Regions from separate parts of the Mus musculus genome. Here region 1 is linked to region 2. The links are chromatin contacts, found by POLR2A ChIA-PET in ENCODE. All regions are on one chromosome and are shown on one strand. The core of a region is the stretch at or near the end of the contact, and the rest is flanking DNA. Distances in the headings are between cores, read along the strand shown.

What was found. ChIA-PET counts read pairs that join two places held with the same protein, here RNA polymerase II (POLR2A).
Region 1: POLR2A ChIA-PET joins it to region 2 with 45 read pairs in embryonic stem cell. The contact joins the promoter of 2400006E01Rik here to the promoter of Platr4 in region 2. POLR2A ChIA-PET finds 5 or more read pairs at or near these places in 4 of 5 experiments (Patski and embryonic stem cell).

The regions. Positions count from the first base shown.
Region 1 is chr3:41,526,251-41,530,083 of GRCm38, forward strand. 2400006E01Rik (RIKEN cDNA 2400006E01 gene) reads right to left here and starts at 2,224. Exons shown (of 6, transcript NR_130791.1): 1 at 2,149-2,224.
Region 2 is chr3:41,490,861-41,494,645 of GRCm38, forward strand. Platr4 (pluripotency associated transcript 4) reads right to left here and starts at 2,339. Exons shown (of 2, transcript NR_040385.1): 1 at 2,228-2,339.

The sequences.
Region 1 (3,833 bases), core at 974-3,473, 35 kb after region 2:
TGTCTCATACTAGGTGTGCTTTGTTTCTAGAGATGTGCTGTCTGTCATATCTCTCCTTAACTATCTCAGTAAAAGGATTCTAGTTCGTGACCAAAAACGTGGATATCCAAGTTACTGGTAGACCTAAACAACCAATACACATGTTTAATGGGTATCTTTCATGTTGAAGACACCAAGGAATAATGGGGCAAACAGATTCATGTAAGAAATGATGATCACATTGAGGCACAATAGATCTAGTGGAGAAAGAGATACAGATGACAAATATTATTGACCATCTCAGATATGGTCTGATAAATGCACTAACATGTTTCTATGTGTTTAAGATTTATTTATTTACTGACTTATTGACTTATTTATTTATACTTTGAGATAGGGACTCCTATAGCCAAAGCAAGTCTCAAACTCACTGGGTAGATTCAGGTGACCTTGAACTTCTGATCCTCCTGCCTCTACCTCCTGAGTCTTAAGATTACACATATCATTTATCACAGGGCCTGGAGTATGCAGTGCTGAGGATCAAACCCAAGTCCTGTGTGTGCTAAGCAAGCACTTTACCAAGTGATCTAAATCCATGGCCCGTGTCTAAGAATTTTTAGAAATTCAATTTAAATTCATTTGTATAAATGAAAATGAAAGCAGATGCTAAGGAAATAATATGTACTGATTCAAAAAAAAGTTTCAGTGGTGAATTTTGATAAATAAAACTGTTTTGATCAGAATTATACTTTGATTTACATATTTGAAGCACGTTTTAGCAGAATTTCAAAACTACTAGCCACGAGGCACATCTCCTCACAAGAACATAAACCATTCTGATGCTCTTTCACAAGGAGCTGATGGCTATCCTCAGAACACCCAAGAAGCATTTGGGCATAAAGGCAAAGGTCTACATGAAGTTCCTGGTGTGTCCAAAGTGCCAACTTGGTATTTCCTCAGTCTGGGCATCTTATTAAAAAAATGTACCATATGCCGGGCGTGATGACACACGCCTTTAATCCCAGCACTCGGGAGTCAGAGGCAGGCGGATTTCTGAGTTCAAGGCCTGAGTTCAAGGCCTGGTCTACAAAGTGAGTTCCAGGACAGCCAGGGCTACACAGAGAAACCCTGTCTCGGAAAAACAAAAACAAAGAAAAGAAAGAAAATCCAATAAGCTGAGTTGGATCCCTAAAGCTCATACAAAGATGTGACGAGAGAACTAACTTTACAAAGTTGCCCTCTGACCTCCACATGAACATTCCTCCCCCCAAACCAAATATGATGTACACATTTTTAAATATGTACGTAATTTTAAAAAAATTGGGGGCTGCAACGGATGGCTCAGCGGTTAAGAGCACTTGCTGCTCTTGCAGGGTTGGCTCCGGGTTTGTTTCCCAGCATGTGTATTGGGCAGTTACAGCTGCAGAGCATCAGCTGGGATCTACACACACACACACACACACACACACACACACACACACACACACACACACAAACTTTTTAAAATGGAGTCTGAACACAGTATGCTTCGGTGCTGGGATCTACACACACACACACACACACACACACACACACACACACACACACAAACTTTTTAAAATGGAGTCTGAACACAGTATGCTTCGGTGCCCAGTGCAGACAACACAGATCATTACATGAACATCTCAGTGATAGGGGTAGGATTCTGAGTTAGTAGGACCGCTCCTGAGGCTCACAAAGCGATAGAGATTAGCGCCATTGCTTTTGGTTGGTACGTTAGCTACTTTTTTGTTGTGGGAAATATTAAAAAATGAATTAACTCTCTGCGGGGCCAGGCCCCGCTCCCTCGCTCCTGCCAATCACAACTCTCTGGAGCCCCTGCGCCAGGTGATCTCACTCACTCTGTCTCTCTGCCCGCCAACTCGCCAGCCCTGCTAGGCCACATGGCTCCACCAGGCCATCTCTCGGACGGCGGGGGGGGGGGGGTCCCCTGAGTTCTTTTAGCTTTCATGCAACTCCCTGCGCACCCCTGGTTAGCCATTTCAACACCTAATTACCCCGTAGAATCAAGACTCTTACTGCTTAATTAGCCAATCAGATTTATGTATCAATAATAACACAATTTACAAGATGACAATACAATAATTTCAGAGTCGGATAATGCTAAAGCTTTAACACAATTATTCTAACCTTTGATAACACCACGTCAGCCTCCATTTTGGTTCTCCCTCTTCTCCTCAGATCTCTCTCTCTCTCTGTCTGTCTCCTTAACTCCTCCCTCTGCCTCCCTTCTCCTGTCCAATCACAAGCCTCCCACTGCCCTAATATGATTGGACAGGAAAATCCTGCAACATTTTTCTATTCCTGTGATAAAAAAAAAAAAAAAGACCAAAGCAACTTAAAGCAGGAAGGGTTTATTTGAGCTTATGGTTCCAGAGGGATAAGAGTTCATTACTTTCATGGTGGAGAGCTATGGCAACATGCAGGTTGCTGCAACAAGAAGCTTGAGACCCAAGCATGAAGCATGAAAAAAATAGGAAGTTCCATGAGCCTTTAAATTCTGAAAGCATGCCTCAAGTTTCCTACTTCCCCCAACAAGGCCATACTTCCTAAATCTCCCAAAACAGCACCACTAACTGAGGGTCAAGTGTTCAAATCCATGAGGCTATGAGGGATACTCTCATTCAAATCAGGACAGTTCCCACCAGAAGTACATGGTACAATAGTAGCAGGAAAGTTAAGGAGTTTTATCAACTGCCATCTGATTAGATCTGAGGACTGTTCCACAGGAAGGAATTCATGCCTGATACTGAAAACATGCCCAAGAGTTCCCCAGCTTGGGACGTCATAAAAGAGGCTCAGCCCAGTCTAGCACACCAATTTCAGGGCTTCCCCAGTCTGCTTCTGCTAAGTGATTGCAAGCTTCCAACTGGATGATGCTATCTATCTACGGTTATTTATTCTTATACTTTTGCTTGCTATACTTAATAAGCACACTCATTCAAAACTAATTGCACGGCTATCATAGATTGCTCTCTGGACTGTACAGAACAACATGTGACCATGAGTCTATCTGTAGGAAAGCTAGAACAAGGACATCCATGGGAACAGTCAGTTGGTAAATAGCTGTGAGGGGTAGTTTTGCCTGTAGATGTTCCTCTTACTGCCCACGGCCTTCTTCTTTTCTCTATCTACTGCTCTTCTTGTCGTTCTGACAAAAACAGCTCAAGGAAGGAAGTTCCATTGACTTATGGTAGAAGAGAAAACACAATGCATCATGGTAGGGAAAACGCCATAGCAAGAGCACGCAGCTGGTCACATTGCATCCACAGCCGGAAGCAGGGAGAAATGAATGCCACTCAGTTCTTTCTATTCAGTCCTGGTCCTCAGCCAGGGCAGGTGCAATTCCTCCCCAGTTCTCTGGAAAGTGGTAGCCTACGTAAGTCTAAACCATTACAATCACGATTAATCACCCCTCTATTTGAAGACGTCTTAGGACATACACAGACTAGGGACTGTGTCAAAGAAAGTACAAGGCACAATATTATTGGCCATCTCTAAATGCTAGGCATGGATACCCAAAATACCGCTACACCTTTTTACCTATTGTCTTTGATCCAAAAATGAAAGAAAGGGTACAAAAACACATGGCATCTGCTTAGTGTGGTGTCAAATGCAGAAATGGGTGGGTCTCTAATTTATCTACATAGTGAGTTCCAGGACTGCCAGAGCTATGTAGAGAGATCCTGTCTCAGAAACAAACGGAACGCACAAAGCACAAAGCATATGTAGCTGATGTTGCTTCTCTTAGAAAGCAACCTGCAGAATTAATCCCAGGGCTGAGAAGAAAGGCAACAGGCCGCAGCTCCAGGAAC
Region 2 (3,785 bases), core at 1,089-3,588:
CTTTCAAACTCCCTTAACCTGTCTGATCCCTGTTGGGTGCTTTGTCAGGGAGGTGCATTAGGGGAGGCGACCCTAACCTAAGGTCACCTCGCCCAGTTCTGCAGTAAGTTATTATAACCGTGTGGTCATATCTGATGTTTCTACCACTTTCCTGTTATACTCTGTCACAAAGGGGACGCGTTCTCACTGAATGTGTTGCAAATAATAAGATTACCATGGAAATAGGAATATTCAATCAGAATTTCTGAATTTGGAAAGGATCAAGCAAAGAGAAAAATGTGTTTCATTTCTGTTTACAAAGGTATAATCATTGCCATGAGTTATAGATAGCTTAGGATTAAAAAAAAAAGTTCCTTATAACTCCCTCCCCCACCTCCGCTACAAAACATCAAAGAATTAAAAAATACCCAAACTAAAGGCAATAATCCCCCTTCATCAGTTGCCCACTGCAAGGCAGTTAGCCTGTGCTTGCTCCGCTTGACCTCAAGGCAGCAGCTTTATAAGATGAATGAGCTTCTTGCTGTAGTTGGAAGTCCTAACTGTAGGGGCCAGGCTCACAGCCACCACACTGTGAACCCTGGGTGCCTGCCTGCCAAGTTCCTTTCCTTGAGTCTCTGAAACATTCCCTGCTTTTGAAAGCAGGAGTTCATTCTAGAGCTATAGCGTAGGCTGGCCTAGAACTCTGTGTATAGTCCAAGCTAGCTCCAAACTCGCCATGTACCTGCCACTGCTTCCTGAGTCCTGACGATGCAGACATATACCGCCTTGCCAGCTCACTGACAGTTATTTTATTTATTATTATTTTTGTGTGTGTGTGTGTGTGTGTGTGGAGTATTGCTCAGAGCAGATTGCAGTAGATAATCAGAGTAAAACAGTAACTATCTGTGGAAGGCAAAACTTGTAGCATGGTCATGCTTAAAGACTTAATGAGAGTTTGTGCAATAAGATATTTAGGGGTCTGGGGAGATGGCTCAGTGATTAAGTGTACTGGCTGTTCTTCCATAGGGCCCAAGTTCAATTCCAAGCACCCACATGGTGGCTCATAACCATCTGTAACTCCAGATCCCGAGGATCTGATGAACTCTTCTGGCCTTCTGGGGCACCAAGCAAGAATGTGACAAATAGACGTACATACAAAATATTCATATGCATAAGATGTATGAATTAATTTTTATAAGAAACTTAGTTATTTCTCTGAAATATTTTATTTTTTGATATTTCTCTTTTGTTTATTTTGAGACAGGGTCAGGGTCTCTTAAAGCCCAGAGTAGCCTCAAACTCTCCACGAAGTCTGCGAATGACCTTGAACTTCTGATCCTCCCACACCCATGGCTGCTGGCTAGAGCTCTTTCACCATGCCTGGTTTTGGCAACCAAAAGATTAGCTGAATCCAGGACATTCTGGCTGCTGGCCAGCACTGTACCAACCAAACTACACCCCCAGCCTTTGTTTACTTTTTTTCCCCTAATCTTCTTTAAGAGGGTTTTCAAACTGACCTCAAATTTTTCTTTTCTTTTTTCTTTTTTCCTTAGGATTTCTCCCCCCCCCTTTTTTTATATATAGTCAACTTTTTAAACAATTTATTTATTTATGTATTTGTATGCATGTGAGTACACAGTTGCCGTCTTCAGACACCCCAGAAGAGGGCACTGGATCCCATTACAGTAAGCCACCATGTGGTTGGTGGGAATTGAACTCAGGACCCCTGGAAGAGCAGTCAGTGCTCCCAACCACTAAGCCATCTCACCAGACCTCTTTAGGGTTTTCAAGATGATTTTTGTAGCTCTGGCTGACCTGGAATATATTGTGTAAACCAGGCTGGCCTCAAATTCAGAGACCACCTCCCTCTGCTTCTGCCTCTTGAGTGCTGGGATTAAAAACGGGTTCTATACACACACACACACACACACACACACAGAGAGAGAGAGAGAGAGAGAGAGAGAGAGAGAGAGAGAGCATTGATATCTAACTTTTCAAGCTCCCTCCCCCTTTCCAAATTCTAGGACCACAAACAGGCATGTGTAGCGGTACTTTGGCTAACCACGTTGCTCCCGGATGGTCACATGTGCTCGCTTCACCCCACCCTCCCCACACACACCAGTTACTTTTAATACACCTTTACTAGCCCAAAGGCTGGGCAGTTCTAATCCTTCCCGCAGCTAGCAAACAATCCCCTCTGTTACTCCCGAGTAAACATCTTTTAAAATCTCTATTTTATCTCTGCTACCTCAAACACAGCTGTGGAAGTGGCCCGTGTGGCCACTTTCCCTGATTCTCACATGTCAGCTGGCCTTTAGGTCTCCTCTTCCTTCTTCCCCATCATGGCGATCTCTTTCTCCTCCCTCTCTCCCGGCTTGCCTCCAAGTCCCGCCTCAGTCTACCTGCCCAGCCATTGGCTATTGGTTCTATATTGATCGACCAAAAGCCAATTGAGAACAAGGACCTTCAGGGTTTGGCCCTGCAGATTCCCGATTTAGGGGACTGAATTAATTCAAAGCATTAGAACCAATTCCCAACAGGCATGTGTCAAGCTATGCACACAATTTTAACATAACAACTCCAAAACTAAAATTACGGTTGGTAGTATGAAAGTGAATATATAATGAGCAATGAGAAAATTAATTATCTATGGATTATCATGTAATTTCTGAAATATTTATATCAATGCTTACCTGTAAAATATGATGTAGGGTTATCTTTATTGAGGTGGGGAACTTGCCCATTGCAGTGGCACTAGTCCTTGGGAAGGGGATTCTGGGTAGTGTAAGAGTGGAGAACGCAATCTGACCTCAATCATGTGAGCAAGCCTTCGGTGCAGTCCGCTCTTGACTGCAGATACAATGTTATCGCAAACTCCCGCCTCTGTGGCTTCTCCACACAGTTCCACACCAGAGCTGTGTGCTAGAACAAACCCTGTCTCCTCCATGTTGCTTCCGTCCGAGCATTTTATCACTGCAAGACTTAAGAAGCCATCAACTTAAAGAAAATCAAATTCTGCTTTTGTTCACAGCCCTGTGCCTCTGTGGTGCATTTTCACCATTGTTTGGTGAAATTTTTCCCTTTAAAAATAAAACCTTGCTAGACGGTGGTGGCGCACCCCTTTAATCCCAGCACTTGGGAGGCAGAGGCAGGCGGATTTCCGGGACTACACAGAGAAACTCTGTCTCGAAAAAAACATTAGATAGATAGATAGATAGATAGATAGATAGATAGATAGATAGATAGATAGATAGATAGATAGATAGATAGATTAAAAAAAAACCTTATGTGACATCAATGAGAGGAGAGGTCCTTGGTCCTGTGAAGGCTCCATGTCCCAGTGTAGGGGAATGCCAGGACAAGGAAGCTGGAGTAGGTGGGTTGGTGAGCAGTGAGGGGGGATAGAATAGGGGGTTTTCAGAGGGGAAATGAGGAAAGGGAATAACATTTTAAATGTAAATAAAGAAAATATATAATAATAAAATAAATGAAAAATAAAATAAAATAAATAAAACGTTATAAATAAATCCATTCAATCTCAGTCACCTTCTTTGAGCCCATGAAAATACACATTCAGGTCCTGTCTTACACTTCTCTTTCTTCTTGTGGAACAATTGGCCATTTCAATTTAGGAAAAAAATCATTCTCTTGCCTCTTTAACAGAAATAAATCCTGCATTCTTTGAATGATTTTTCTGTGACGTTATTTCTCTTCACCTTCATTTTTTTCTAGTGTTTTTATTTATATGTGTTGATTTTAGTTTTTCACAGTAAAATACGAAGTAGTGGAAGTTGTGAGTTGTTTGT